Regions from separate parts of the Homo sapiens genome. Here all the other regions are linked to region 2. A link is a contact called in ENCODE Hi-C or POLR2A ChIA-PET data. All regions are on one chromosome and are shown on one strand. The core of a region is the stretch at or near the end of the contact, and the rest is flanking DNA. Distances in the headings are between cores, read along the strand shown. Region 1 overlaps RNF157 (ring finger protein 157). Region 2 holds the start of SPHK1 (sphingosine kinase 1). Region 3 holds the start of ST6GALNAC2 (ST6 N-acetylgalactosaminide alpha-2,6-sialyltransferase 2).

What was found. Hi-C counts contacts between places; a loop is a spot of excess contacts on that map. ChIA-PET counts read pairs that join two places held with the same protein, here RNA polymerase II (POLR2A). Pooled maps may share reads with other maps.
Region 1: a pooled map shows a loop between it and region 2 (8-fold over the local background). The contact joins the enhancer-like site here to the promoter of SPHK1 in region 2. A Hi-C loop is called at or near these places in 1 of 37 single-sample maps with no recorded cell type and 5 of 50 pooled maps. POLR2A ChIA-PET finds 5 or more read pairs at or near these places in 5 of 52 experiments (B cell, BJ, PC-3 and 2 more).
Region 3: a pooled map shows a loop between it and region 2 (2.3-fold over the local background). The contact joins the promoter of ST6GALNAC2 here to the promoter of SPHK1 in region 2. A Hi-C loop is called at or near these places in 1 of 50 pooled maps. POLR2A ChIA-PET finds 5 or more read pairs at or near these places in 5 of 52 experiments (H1, Panc1, T-cell and 2 more).

The regions. Positions count from the first base shown.
Region 1 is chr17:76,179,305-76,183,685 of GRCh38, reverse strand. The region is part of intron 2 of RNF157 (ring finger protein 157); the gene reads left to right. Among named protein-coding and RNA genes, the nearest start is that of FOXJ1, 40 kb to the right of the region's middle. Within about 2 kb of position 1,350, at least 2 of the 41 ENCODE cell types and tissues checked have a DNase peak (open chromatin) inside an H3K27ac peak, as active enhancers do.
Region 2 is chr17:76,381,372-76,385,858 of GRCh38, reverse strand. It overlaps SPHK1 (sphingosine kinase 1), which reads right to left and starts at 1,250. Exons shown (of 6, transcript NM_001142601.2): 1 at 1,053-1,250; 2 at 205-408. The coding sequence starts at 214. RefSeq lists silencers at 883-1,582, 2,163-2,302, 2,323-2,612.
Region 3 is chr17:76,584,602-76,589,644 of GRCh38, reverse strand. ST6GALNAC2 (ST6 N-acetylgalactosaminide alpha-2,6-sialyltransferase 2) reads left to right here and starts at 3,785. Exons shown (of 9, transcript NM_006456.3): 1 at 3,785-3,961. The coding sequence starts at 3,837. RefSeq lists enhancers at 2,118-2,798, 2,799-3,480 and silencers at 3,349-3,638, 3,689-4,028.

The DNA of each region.
Region 1 (4,381 bases), core at 101-2,600, 200 kb after region 2:
GAAAGCTATAATTATTCTATATCCATAAATGTTTTTTAATGTGGAAGAAATGATAGAAATTAGCCAGCTGTGATGACTTGCTTGTAGTCCCAGCTACTCGGGAAGCTGAGGCAGGAGGATCACTTGAGCCCAGTAGTTCAAGGCTGTAGTGCACTATGGTCACAGTGAATAGCCACTGCATTCCAGCATGGAAACATAGCAAGACCCTACCTCTAAAAAACAAAACAAAAAAAAACTTTATGTGAATTTATTTTGGTATATAATTAAATATTATTAGCTGCAGAAGACCAGCATTTTTTCTTTCAGTGGGGTCTCTAACCTACCTGCATCAGAATTGGTTGGAATGTTTATTAAAATACAGATTCCTAGTTCCTACCCCAAACTAGCTGAATCAGAATTCTAGTGACAGGGCCCTGGGATCTGCAGTTTTCAAAAATATTCCCACGTGAGGCCGGGCGTGGTGGCTCACACCTGGAATCCCAGCACTTTGGGAGGCTGAGGCGGGCGGATCGCCTGAGGTCAGGAGTTCGAGACCAGCCTGACCAACATGGAGAAACCCTATCTCTACTAAAAATACAAAAAAATTAGCCAGGCATGGTGGCAGACGCCTGTAATCCCAGCTACTCGGGAAGCAAGGCTGAGGCAGGAGAATCGCTTGAACCCGGGAGGCGGAGGTTGCAGTGAGCCAAGATCGTGCCATTGCACTCCAGCCAGGGCAACAAGAGCGAAAAGTAACCAACAGAAGTATACAATATCAATACTTTCTTTACCTGAGAATTGATGGTAATAATATAGTTTTCATATTATTATGATATATAGGATATATATATCCTATATATCCTATATATCATATATAGGATATATAGGATATATATCTCTCTCATATATATATCTCTCATATATATATATATATATATATATATATGAGACGAGGCCTGAATCTAATAGCAAATGAAAACAAAGTATATACTTTAAAAAAAGATTTATGTTGAAGTTAACTTTATTTTTATGGATGGGATGAATGGATTATTGTGTTTTTTTGTAGACTACTGGGAATTGCCTAATAATTTACACACAGAGTAAGATGTCCTTTCACATGTACTGTGACCATATTTTTTTACAGCAAAAATAGTACAACCGTAGGAGTAGTGTAATATTTGAAATCAGAATGGTAAAAAAAAAAATCTAGGACATGTGATTGATACACACACACACACACACACACACACACACAGACTAAATGCGTGTGTGCCCATGTGTATGTGAATGCACGTGCACCCTTCTGGCCTGCATTTGGGCATGGTCTGGCAATTTCATCTTTCGTCACCAGGTGGCGCTTTGCCGATGTGATGTGCTGGTAAAAGGAAGCTGATGAGCACCAGGGTCAAAAGCCAAAGAGGAGTTGCTCACGTAACACACAGAGCCTTCGTCAGCAAACGCCTGAGGTCCACCAAAAGAGGTCTTCTGGCTGAGCCCAACTCTACTTCCATTCTGGGTTTGAGATGTTTGGGATTTAAGTTATTCTCAGATTCAGGCTTACTTCAGGACAGACACAGCAGCCCAGTCCCAGGAGGATGTTGTATCCAAGCATGCAGGGCACCAGATGCAAGCTTGACGCCCCTTTACAGATGGAACTAAGAGAGGTTTGCTTGACTCTTCACTGTGTCCCTCAGGCCTAGTTCAGTACTCAGGATATAGTGAGAGTGCTGAATGAATGGGTAAATGTCTTTGTTTTTTGAAAATTATTTATTTATTTATTCTTTTTTTTTTTTTTTTTTGAGACAGAGTCTCACTCGGTCACCCAGGCTGGAGTGCAGTGGTGTGATCTCAGCTCACTGCAACCTCTGCCTCCTGGGTTCAAGTGATTCTCCTGCCTCAGCCTTCTGAGTAACTGGGAGTACAGGCACACGCCACCACACCCAGCTGATTTTTGTATTTTTAGTAGAGATGAGGTTTCACCATGTTGGCCAGCCTGGTCTCAAACTCTGGACCTCAGGTGATCTGCCTGTCTCGGCTTCCCAAAGTGCTGGGATTAGATGTGAGCCACCGCACCCGACCATTTTTTGAAAACAATTTAGTGAAGAAGTCGCCATATTTTAGAACTATCTGGCAGTAACACATCTTTGAGCATCTTGGGTGGAAGGTAAACGCTGACTGACGTATCCATTGTGGCTGTGGCTGCTGGCAGTGTTCTCTGACATCACCCTGCCCTCAGTGTACATTTGTATCTTCTGCAGGTACTGTTAGATCTTATAGACAAAGATTTTGTCATACTGTGCTCCAAGAAAGCTCTTCTCTAAGAAGACCTTAGATACTCCTGTTAAAGATAGAAAGGAGTGTGGTGCGTGGTATGATTTTGTACATACTGCCATCTAAGCATAGGGCGCCATTGGAGATTTTTGGCTAGCTTCCAGAACCTTCACAGAATTCAGTACTGTTTGCCATGATGGTATAACTTTCAGACTCCCCGAACTCTGCTCAGGTCCCTGGAACACTCCTAGGATTAGAAGAGCCTGTAGACTTGCCCTACAGTAGAAGCAGTGCAATAGAGTATGGCTTTTGGAGTCAGATGTACCTGGGTTCAAATTGTGGTTCTGCTGCTCATTAGCTCTGGGACCCTGGATGATTACGTGAATCTTTTGAGTCTCGGTTTCTTTATCTGTAGAATGTCAGTTTGTTTAACTGACATTCTTCATTTTTCAGTCGGCTACTGTATTTCTCCGGCATGTTGGACTGTCCTCCAGCATACACACGGAACTTACAGGCTGGTGAGAGGGGCAGGCATGTTGTTCCTTTCGAGAATGTGAAATAAGAGCATACCTAAACTAGAGCTGGATGGCGGTGATGGCCGCACGATAATGCGAATGTGAATGTTACTTAATGCCGCTGAACTGTATACTTGAATATGATTGAGATAGTAAATTTCATGTTATGTGTATTTTACCAAGATAAAAATAAAAAGACCAGGTGTGGTGGCTTACACCTCTAATCCCCGCACTTTGGGAAGCTGAGGCGAGAAGATCACTTGAACTCAAGAGTTTGAGACCAGCCTGGGCAACATAGTAAAACCCCATCTCTACGAAAATTTAAAAATAAAGATAAAAAATATGTAAAGTAAAATGGGGGACAAAAAGAATCTATCTAAAGTACCTAGCATAATGCCTGGCACATAGTAGATACTCAGTTAAATATTTCCTTACATTCTCTTTTTTCATGATTTGCCAAGCTGTAATTGCAGGTTACCCAAGTTTTACCCCATGAAAGGGGCTTTCTTTTGGCAGAGTTTTCTGGTTAGATGAATAGATTAGGGGGATCTGTGCCTTGCTTTTCTGTCGTAAAGGTACTCACACTTAATGTTTGGTCCCCAAATCCCTGAGCAGACCAAATTTCATTCTTTGTTCATGAGTCTTGATCTGAGGCCTGTTTTCATTATAAAAAGTGAAATAGGATTCTAGAAGCTGCATTTAGTTGTCCTTCATAAGGCTGTTAAGGGTTTATTTACTCCAGAATGATACCTGAGAAACAGGAAGCCATTCTATAAATCCATACTGAGCTTGAGGTAAGAGATCAGAAAGCTTCTCAGTCTCCCTCTGTCTGTGGACCTGGGGCATGTTGTGTGCAAGACAGAAAAGGAAGCTCTTCCTGTTTCCGGATATGCCAGGATGCTTACATCAGAAAGACTTTATCTGGTCTTCCTTGTCACCATGCACTCCCTTACTCAGTAGACCTAGGGCTGAGAAAATTACCCTTTGCAGACTCTAAAAAAGAAAACAGAAACTCTGTGGATATGAACTGAGAAAACGATTGCTAATGCTAAGTACAGTGGACTGGTGCATGAGTACTTCAGAAAAATGCTTGGCCCTGAATCTGTTCTGAGCTTCATCTTTCTTGGTCCCAAGAAGGCATTAGTTTTCTTTCCTTTCATACTTACCTGTTAGCATATGAGTGAGATCTCTGGTTTTAGGTTGAAATAAGATACTTATTTTTTGTTTTTGAGACAGAGTCTCGCTTGTTGCCCAGGCTGGAGTGCAGTGGCATGAGCTCAGCTCACTGCAACCTCCACCTCCTGGGTTCAAACAATTCTTCTGCCTCAGCCTCCCTAGTAGCTGGGACTACAGGCCTGTGCCACCACACCCAGCTAATTTTTGTATTTTTAGTACAGATGGGGTTTCGCTATGTTGGCCAGGCCGGTCTCAAAGCTCCTGACCTCAAGTGATCTGCCCACCTCGACCTCCCAAAGTGCTGGGATTAGAGACATGAACCACCACGCTTGGCCTCTTTTTTTTTCCTTTTTGGGATGGTCTCACTCTCTCCCCCAAGCTGGAGTGCAGTGATGCTATCATAGCTCACTGCAGCCTCAATCTCCTGGGCTCAAGTGATC
Region 2 (4,487 bases), core at 1-2,500:
CGGCCTTTGCTGGGAGACCTGGGGTGGGGACGCGGCGCCCCTGCCACCCCCTTCCTTGGCTCAGATTCGGCCGGCTTCTGGCCTCGTGAGGGATAATGTTTCTCCCGATCGTCCACAGCCCCTTTCGTCCAGCTGGGCGTTCCATCATTCCTGGCGAGGAACAGGAATCCCCCTACAGCCCTTCCCAGCAGGAACCCCACAAACCTGGATCCATAACCTCGACCCGCGGCTCCCGCTGCCAGGGGGTCCCTGGCGCTGTGGGGGCGCTGCCCGTGGCGGCGGCTCCTGCCTTCAGCTCCTTATCGGTGCTGCCCAGGCGGGCGTCGCAGGGCCGGCTGTGGGGCTCGCCTTCCCCGCCCGGAGCCGTGGCTGCAGGAGCACCGGCGTCATTCCCTGCGGCGGCTGGACCTGAGGGAGAGAAGACAGCGCTGGCGGAGTCCGGGGCCGCAGCTGCCAGAGGTGGGGAGCGCCCGACTAAATCCCGGGACCACGCGCGGGGAGCCAGGTTCCCGGGAAGTCCAGAGAGCTGAGGTCCGGTGCCTCCGAGGGCGCCCCCGCCGTGTGACTAAGCCTACAATCCCTGAGAAGGGCGCCTGCTCCGGGGCTTTCTCCCTGGGGCTTGGGGTTCGGTTCCGGCCCGACGGATGAGTCAGAGCCCCGTGGCTCCCTCCGACGGACTAGCTCCTCACCCCTCGGGGCTGCCAGGGGGAGGGGAGTCCAGCTGCGTAAAAATCCCAGAACTTGAGCGGACATTGCTGGGCACGAAGTTCTGGGAGAGGATCCCTGCCCCAGCCATCCAGGTTGCCGTGTCCCCTGCCCGGAGCTCCAGAGCGGTGGGAGCCGCGGCGCGCGCTTCTCAGGGCCCCGCTCCGTTGCGACGCGCGCGGCGCTCGTGGGAGCCGCTCCCGGGTCGCGCCAAAGCCAAGCCCGAACCGGGCCACCAGCTGCCGCCTGCTCTCGCCCAAGCGACAAGTGGCCCAGTTCCCGGGGCCCCGCGAGGGCGGGCCGCACAGGAGCCACGAGCGGCGCGAAGGCAGGGTGGGCGGCCCTACCCAGTCGGTCCGGTTTGCTGGGGAGGCGCCACCGCCGTTCCCTACAGTGGCCTGGGGCGGAACGCAGCTCGTCCCAAGCTCAGCCCACGTCTGAGGGACTGGAGCGCCCCGCTGGAGCGGACTCCCCGGCCTCGCTCCCTCCGGCCTCAAACTTTTCGCTCAACTTCGCAGCCGGCGCCGCGGAGCGGGGAGGGCACTGAGCCTCGGCGCCGGCCTGGCTCCGCCCCGCGCTCCCGGGGGTGGAACCTGAGCCCGGCGCGGCCTCGGCCTCTGCCCGCCTCCGGCCTCAGCGCGCCGCCTCCGGCACGGCCCGCGCCCACGGCCGGGCCACGAGCTGGTTCCCGCCCGGGTCCTAGGAAGCGGCAAGCGCGCCCCCGCCGCTCGTCCTAGGCGTCTGGCTAGAAGGCGGCGCCGCGACCTGGCCGGGTGAGCTGAGGCGGCAGGCCGCGAGGCGCGGAGTCCCGGGCCCGGCCGCGAGCGCAGTGTCTGGGGCGCGCGAAAGCGACCGCGCAGCGCAGACGGAGGCGCGGGCTCCGCGCGAACTCGTGTCGGAGCGAGCGCCGGGCGCGCGCGGCTCCGCTCTCCCGGGGGACCCTTGGTTTCACCTCGACGCCACGACCTCGCCCCCGCGGGTGCTGTCGGCGCCGGGATGCAGCGCCCCTTTTGCGCGCTCTGCCCTAGCCCACCCGAAATTCGAGGCCCGCACGCCACCCGGGGCGCCTCTCCAGGCCGGGGCGTCTCGCCCGCCGCCCACCAGCTTCCCTCTTTCTTCCTCCCCCGCGCTCCCACGGAGGTTATTTTTAACTTCCCGACGCTGCAGCTGGGCTACCGAGCCTGAGGCCGCCTAGCGCGCTGTCCCGGGTAGAGCAGGCGACAGGCCGGGGGCTCCGAGCCGGAGAGGAGGCTTGACAGTGTAGATGGGCCTGGGGGCCCCCGTCGGGATTGGAAAGCCAAGCATGTGGTACGTGCCCCCCGCCCCCTCTGGCTCAGCGTGAAGAAGGGGCGCCGGAAACGCGCTCAGAAGTTGTCACTTCTTTGGAGGCCAGTAGGGACGCGTTTGTCAGTGTGTTTGTGATACACTTATCGCGGCAAGCCACAGAACGTGTCCGCGAGCACCTCGAGTTAGATCCCTGGGGGGTTACGGCGGAGACGGAGGAAGAAGTTGCCAAGGCCCATTGGTGACCTGCCCAGGTAGGGCCAGAGTTAGGAGAAACCAAGCCCCTGCGGGAGGCTGCGGGGCTCGCGCGCCCCCGCCGGCCCCACCCGCCCCCACACACCTCTCTCATCGCTTCTTAAAGTCGAGAAGAGGCAGGTCCAGGAGGAGCACGCAGCCAATTAGCCGGGCGGCGCCCTGAACTCCGGCACGCCTCCGCGGTGTCTTCTCTTCCGGAGGACCCAGGCAGCTCGGCCCCGTTTCCCAACACTTGGGGGGTCAGACGGGCGGGACCCGAGAGTCCCCGGGCGGGTCGGGGGGCACTGGCTGGGACGCGGGGTCCCTGGGGCCGCAGCTCCGCGCGCGTATCGGCGGGTGCGCCTTCGCCTTGCGCGGCCCCCGGGCAGTCCCCGCTGGGTCCAGAGCGTCCCGAGCGCGTTCCGGGAAGGTGACTCAGCGACGCGCTCAGGGGTCGAAAAACTCCGAGAAACAGGAACGAGGGGAGGGAGCAGGGGCGTCATCCCCGACTCCTGGCGTCGCGGCGCGTGTCGGAATGATGGGTCCTGCACCTCCGAGCCCCCCACCCCCTTGCTCCAGGAATCCGGCGCGGGCGGGGGAGAGAGCCCTGCAGCCGCAGTGCCGCGGTCATGCGCTGCGGGGACGCGAGCGGCGGCTGTGGGAGGAGGGGGCTCCGCGCGGGAGCCCAGGACCAGATCCGTCCGCCCCTCCCCTCTCCTCTGCCTTCTTCCCCTCCTCTTCCTCCAGCGAGGGACTTTGGTGCCTAGAAAACGCGAATCGGAGGCTGTGCTCCCCGAGATCTCAGCCTTCGAGGGTACTGGCTGCGGAGATTAGCTGGGGCAGCCTTCCCCGTCTGCTCCCCGCCCCGGAGAGCATTTCCACCAAATCTGAAAAGCTCTGTCATTAGCCATAGAGTCTGAAGAGGGGAAACTGAGGCACAGGGAAGCACTGTGAGTTCGTGGTGATAAAGCCCACCTGGTTCAGGGTCCCCCCTTTTTTTTTCCTCCTGGGGCCCCAGAAAGGTCGGATCCTGCGCCTCCAGGCCCACTACCACCAGCCTTGAGTCCGCGGAGCGGGCGGGGGCGGGGTTGACTGCAAACTGAGTTGGCAAGGGGAGGCGGGGCACGGGCTCTTTATCCAACGCCTCCGGGCCCCAGCTCCCCTCCTGGCTCTGGAAGGCCCCGCGGGAGGGAGGCGAAGGGCAAAGCCCTCTGGCCCCGGTTCCAGGCCGCACAATGGGTCCTCTGTCCTCCCTGGCGCCTAACCCCCTGCCCCCCTCACCTCCAAGGCCTTTGCCCCCCTCATTCTTGTCATTCACTTCCCCCAACCCAGGCTGCCTTTCTCCAGACCCCTTTCCCCTTCTCCCTTTCTAAAGAATTTGATCCTATCTCCAGAAACTCCCCCAGCTGCATCCCTGCTCAGAGAGGCAGGATTGGCCAAGAGCAAGATGGTTCCCCTTCCCACGGTTGCGGGTCGGGGGGCGGGCACTTGGATCTCTCAAGCTGCCAGCTTGGCCCGTTTCCCACTGTACTTTACTTCCTTTTTTAAAAAAGAAAAAAGGACAAGGCGGGAAGGAGTTGGGGGGGCCTGAAACCCTGAGAGGTGAAGAGGCTTGCACAAGCCTCCAACCAGTTCCCCACAAAGCAGAGAAGCAAACCTGTGAACCCAGACCCCACGCTGAGAAGCCAAGTCCAGCCAGAGCTCCCCTCTGGGCCTCTCTGTATCCCAGGCTATTTCTCCCTGAAGGGCAGGTATCTGGGGATCTGGTGCCTGGTGGATTGCTTGCCGCAGAGCTGTGGCGTCTCCCTGAGGAGGAGGAAGCAGCAGGCCGGGCGCAGTGGCTCACTCCTGTAATCCTAGCACTTTGGGAGGCCGACGTGGGTGGATCACCTGAGATCGGGGGTTGGAGACCAGCCTGACCAACGTGGAGAAACCCGTCTCAAACCCCGTCTCTACACCGGGTGTGGTGGCGCATACCTGTAGTCCCAGCTACTTGGGAGGCTGAGGCAGGAGAATTGCTTGCACCCAGGAGGCAGAGGTTGTGGTGAGCTGAGATCGTCCCATTGCACTCCAGCCTGGGTGACAGGGCGAAACTCCATCTCAAAAAAAAAAAGAAAGAGGAAGCAGCTCCAAGCCCTCCCCAGGCTTCATCCTGAGTCTGGAAACAGCTGAGCAGCCGCTGTGCTCAGCAAGGCCCACCGTGGGCCTGGGAACAGGCCTGGGCCGGCAGAGAGGTCTGATTTGATCACCAACCCAGAGCTTGG
Region 3 (5,043 bases), core at 2,536-5,035, 200 kb before region 2:
GCCAGCTCCATGGCGTTTTTTGTTTGTTTTGCTTTGCTTTGCTTTTTAGGATGAGCTATTTGGGGCATGTTCATAGGCTGTGATAAGGACCTTGCAGAGGGGGCAGGGAGGGCTGCTGAAGCAAGAGCTGAAGAATGGGAGGTCACAGTGAAGAGGCTGGCTCTCCCTGGAAGGAGGAGAGTCTGGAGCAATAAGGTGAGGGTGCATGGGCAGGATCATGCTGTGAGCAGAGGGACCAACTGACCTTTTGTTCCAGGCTCTTTTCAAGAACGTTGGTATAGGCCAGGTGCAGTGGCTCACGCCTGTAATCCCAGCACTTTGGGAGGCCGAGGCGGGCGGATCACGAGGTCAGGAGATCGAGTTCATCCTGGGTAACATGGTGAAACCCCATCTCTACTAAAAATACAAAAAATTAGCCAGATGTGGTGGCGGGCGCCTGTAGTCCCAGCTACTTGGGAGGCTGAGGCAGGAGAATGGCGTGAACCCGGGAGGTGGAGCTTGCAGTGAGCCGAGATCGTGCCACTGCACCCCAGCCTGGCGACAGAGCGAGACTCTGTCTAAAAAAGAAAAAAAAAAAAAAAGATTGTTGGTACAGCAGACTGCCTTGGAAGATAAAGATAGTGCCTCCCTCTGGAGCAGAGGGCAGATTTCCTCACTATCCAACGTAATAAAGATAATGTCTCCCTCTTGGACAAGAGCAGGTTTGCTTGCAGCCCATTATAAAAGATTCTGGTTTCCTTATCTCAGGGATTCTCAGCTGTGCTGCAAACCCATTGTGTGTGCAACACTCACCTGGGCCTCTCTGTATCACTCTCATGGGGCTTGAGGAGTAAAGAGAAGTGACACAAACATGATGCCTATGTTGCTTGCTGCACCATGAGTAATAAAGTCCTTTGTCTCTGATCCAGTAGTCTTGTGTCTTCTACCAGCATCCACAGAACTATGGCAGTTTCATTGGTTAGCTTGTAAGGAGAGCAAAATCTGCACAGTTCTTAACAAAAGATGACTTTGAACTTGGGGGCATGGGAAGTTGAAGGTCACTCCTGATGGGCTGCATTTTCTCACAGGTATGGCTGGGAAAAGAGGAGGCTTGAGGAAAGAAGTAAGTTCTAGAATCATTGTTGAGCAGGATAGAAGCTGGAGCTGAGCAAGGATAAGGAAATGGCTGATGTTGAGAGCCAGCTGAGGCCAAACTTGTGTTCCCAATTCACACTCTGGAATGAGCTACACCTGACCCCTGACCCCTGCAGCACTCAGCCAGGCCAGGGACAGGCAGCACAGGAGAGGCAGAGGCAAGAGTGAATCCAGGTCAGAGTTTTGCTGGGAAGAAAGCCAGGAACACAAGAGAATCTGGGTTACTGATGCAGGAGTAGCTCAGATTATAACCCAGGGAGTCCTGCCTAGATAGGAAAGAAAGCTGCTGAGAGAGGGTTGGCCCACTGGGAGAAAAGGGAAGGATGGAGACCCTGGAGGTCCTGTGAGGCTGAAGATGGGAGGAAGGAGAACTCCAGGTGGGTGGATAGGAGATCTTGGTGTGAGGGGAGTACTGCCATTTAAGGCATTGGAGGTGGACCTGGATTATTAACACAGATAGGGGGTTAACTCCCACACAGGAGGAGAGCACCCTCTCCCCAGCTCTTAAGACTGGAGTCCTGAGGCCTGGCGCAGTGGCTCGCACATGTAATCCCAGCAGTTTGGGAGGCCAAGGTGGGCAGATCACCTGAGGTCAGGAGTTTGAGACCAGCCTGGCCAACGTGGTAAAGCCCCCATCCCTACTAAAAATACAAAAAAAAAAAGCTGGGCATGGGGGTGCACTCCTGTAATCCCAGCTACTGGGGAGGCTGAGGCAGGAGAATCGCTTGAACCTGGGAGGTGGAAGTTGCAGTGAGCCGAGATCACGCCTCTGCACTCCAGCCTGGGTAACAGGCTGTTTCAAAAAAAAAAAAAAAAAAAAAGACTAGAGTCCCGGCAGGGAGAGGCTGGGCTGTGTGTGGGGGCCAAGTTTGTAGGTTTGTAAGTGGAAGTTGAATAAATTACTAATGAATGATTCTCCTTTTCTCCATGAAGTAGAGGGTAAGGCACTTACTGAGAGCAAGGGCTAGGAGGGATATTTATGGGCACAGAGAGAAGGTCTGAGGAAATGTGAGAAGCCAGTGATCAGGGGATAAGTAACATCTACAGGAATTTTGACAAGTAAACCCATAAAGATTGAAATGAAAGTCGTGACACCATAAATTCCAAGTAGTGCCCATCTGCGGGGTAGCAAGATGAGTCTGGCTCTGCTGAGCAGTCTTGGGGTGAAGGAAAGAACTGGCCCAATGTGAGTGACCTCCAGTGACCCTGACTTGGTAGGAGTACTGAGACTGGATGGACTGAATGGCCATTCCTGACCACAGGCCCAGGCCCTGGGAGGTTTTCGGGAAGCCTTGCAATCAGACAGGTACCTGTTGCTGCACCCAGACTTCCTCGGATACATGAAGAACAGATTAGAGCCAAAGGCCCGTGACACGGTAGCCTAGGTCCCTCTCATCCTTGCAGCCTGCTGACAGTTGGGAGTCTGGGGCATGTCACAGCCTGCCGCATGTCACAGCTTGCCGAACAGTGGCCACTGAAGCACACCCATCTCATCCATCACTCACTGCCAGGGAGTGTTCCACTTAGAGAGCACGGGTGCTGAGCTTCCCAGCCCTTTCTGATGCTGGAGCCTGCTAGACCAGGGGTCCCCAATCCCAAGCCTGGTCCGAGACCTGTTAGGAACAGGGCATCGCAGCAGGAGGTGAGTGGAGGGGGAAGGAGCATTACCGCCTGAGCTCCGCCTCCTTCAGATCAGCCTCGGCATTAGAGTCTCAAAGGAGTGCGAACCCTTTTGTGAAATGCGCATGCCAGGGATCTAGGTTGCGGGCTCCTTATGAGAGCATCTTAACTCATGCCTGATGATCTGAGGTGGAACAGTTTCATCCCCAACCCCCCCACCCCCACCCCCCTCCGTGGAAAAATTGTCTTCCAGGAAACCAGTCCCTGGTGCCAATAAGTTTGGGAACCCGTTGTGCTGAACATTTCAGGTGGTCTCTCTGACTGGCCTCGTTCTGTGAAAGGAACTCAATGCGATTGAGGGGACTGGCCACCCTGGATGGTTACCAAATAAGCGCTGACAGCCTTAGCTCCCCCACGAAACCCATCACGGCAAGCTCCCCACCTCACCCCCTTTTCCCCCCTCTACCGCCAGCCCAGAGACTGAGCTGTCGGGTTTTGCTCCTCCACCCTGCCCGCCCCCTCCCAGCTGTCCTGGCGTCCGCAGACTGACAGATCTGAGGGTCCTTTGGAGGGAGCCGGGCACATCTCCTCCCGGCCGCCGCCCACCCGCCACAGAGTCTAGAGGCCGAGTGCCGGGCCCGCAGAGGGCAGAGCGCAGCCAGCGCAGCAGGTGGCGGCGTCTACCCGCGCCTAGCTAGCCCCGGACGGCGCGAGGAAAGCGCCCTGCCCAACCCGAGACTGGCGGCCTCCCGGGGCTGGGCTCTGGAGAGAGCGCAGTGGCAGGAGTGGCCGCTGCCGAAGTCCCCCGGGCAGGGGGCAGGGCCAAAGGAGCGCGCGCTCTGGGCGCCGGGACGACACTCCAGCCCCGGGGGACCCGCCGCCCAGCTCCCGAGGGTGCGGCAGCCTCTGGCCACTCAGCCGGGGCCGAGAGGGAGCTGCCGGGCGGGCAGGCGCCGCAGGCACCCGGCGGGCAGGGCGGGGCAGGGCAAGACGGCCGCCTCCGCAAGTGCCACCCGGCCCACCCGGTTCTCTCCCTTCTGCCTGGGACGTCAGCGGACGGGGCGCTCGCGGGCCGGGGCTGTATGGGGCTCCCGCGCGGGTCGTTCTTCTGGCTGCTGCTCCTGCTCACGGCTGCCTGCTCGGGGCTCCTCTTTGCCCTGTACTTCTCGGCGGTGCAGCGGTACCCGGGGCCAGCGGCCGGAGCCAGGTAGGGGCTGCCGAGCGCAGAGCGGGAGGGCGCAGGGGCGACCAGGGCGCGGGGAGGGTCCCCAGCCCAGGGCTCCCCGGCGGCCCGCAGCCCTCAGCCCAACCTCCGCGTGGACCCCTCTGGGGCAGCTCTCAGCGAGGACTCGGCCGCGGCCCTTTGTCGCCAGAACCCTCTCCCAGCCTTGACCTCGCGCTGCCCGGACCCCGCGGCCTTTGCCTGGGTCCAAGGAAGACCTCGCCCCTGTGCACTGGCGACCCGCCCCGGTGCCCCTTGTTGGTGAAGTCCTCCCCGGCCTGATAAGTACACTTTCTATTGTCGAAATCTGGCTGGGTCCCCGAAGCAGATAAAAACTTCCTTTTTTGTCGGGAACTCTCCCTCGGTAACGTCAGATTCTGCTTTTTGGGCAGGGGCCCAAGTCTCCGGTTTCCAACTTCGCGGGGACCCTCCGTCGGGCCGCGGCCAGTCGCCTTTCCCGCCCGCTGCGGTCTCTGTCCGCCCCGCGCCCGCTCCCTTCTCCCCGGCTTCCGCTCGCCGTGTCTGGATAAGCCCAGTGCGGGCGCGATCCGCGAAGAGGCGGGCGCCCGAGGGAAAGAGGGGTGACTCCTGGCTCCATCCGCGTTCTCCTCCCCGCGCCGCGTCCTGCGCTCCACTCCCTCCTCCTCCCTAGGCACTTTCCTGGGTGTCCCACGAGGAGAACCTGGGAGCCGGCCTCTAGCAGGTGGTGGTTCCGGTGACTGAAGAAGCCGCAAAACGATTTCGCTTAGCTTAAGAAAGGCGGACCAAGCCGTGCGAAGTCTGGGTTTGGGAGGAGGGAAGGGCCCGGCAGCCTCAGGGAGAGGCCTCCAGCCCCAGCCTTTCCCTTCCTGGAGCTTTTCCATCTGCGCACCCCCTACCAACCTTGCTGGGGGGCTAACGGGATGAAAACAAAATAAGTATCTGGTCTCCACAGATGCTGTCAAAGGATACACCAAAAGTTGCAGAACAATGTGAAACAGCTTGCCAGTGATCAGGAGTCCAGCACTCTTAGAACAAAGGGTGCTTGCCCCGCCACGGTGACTTAACGCCTGTAGTCCCAGCACTCT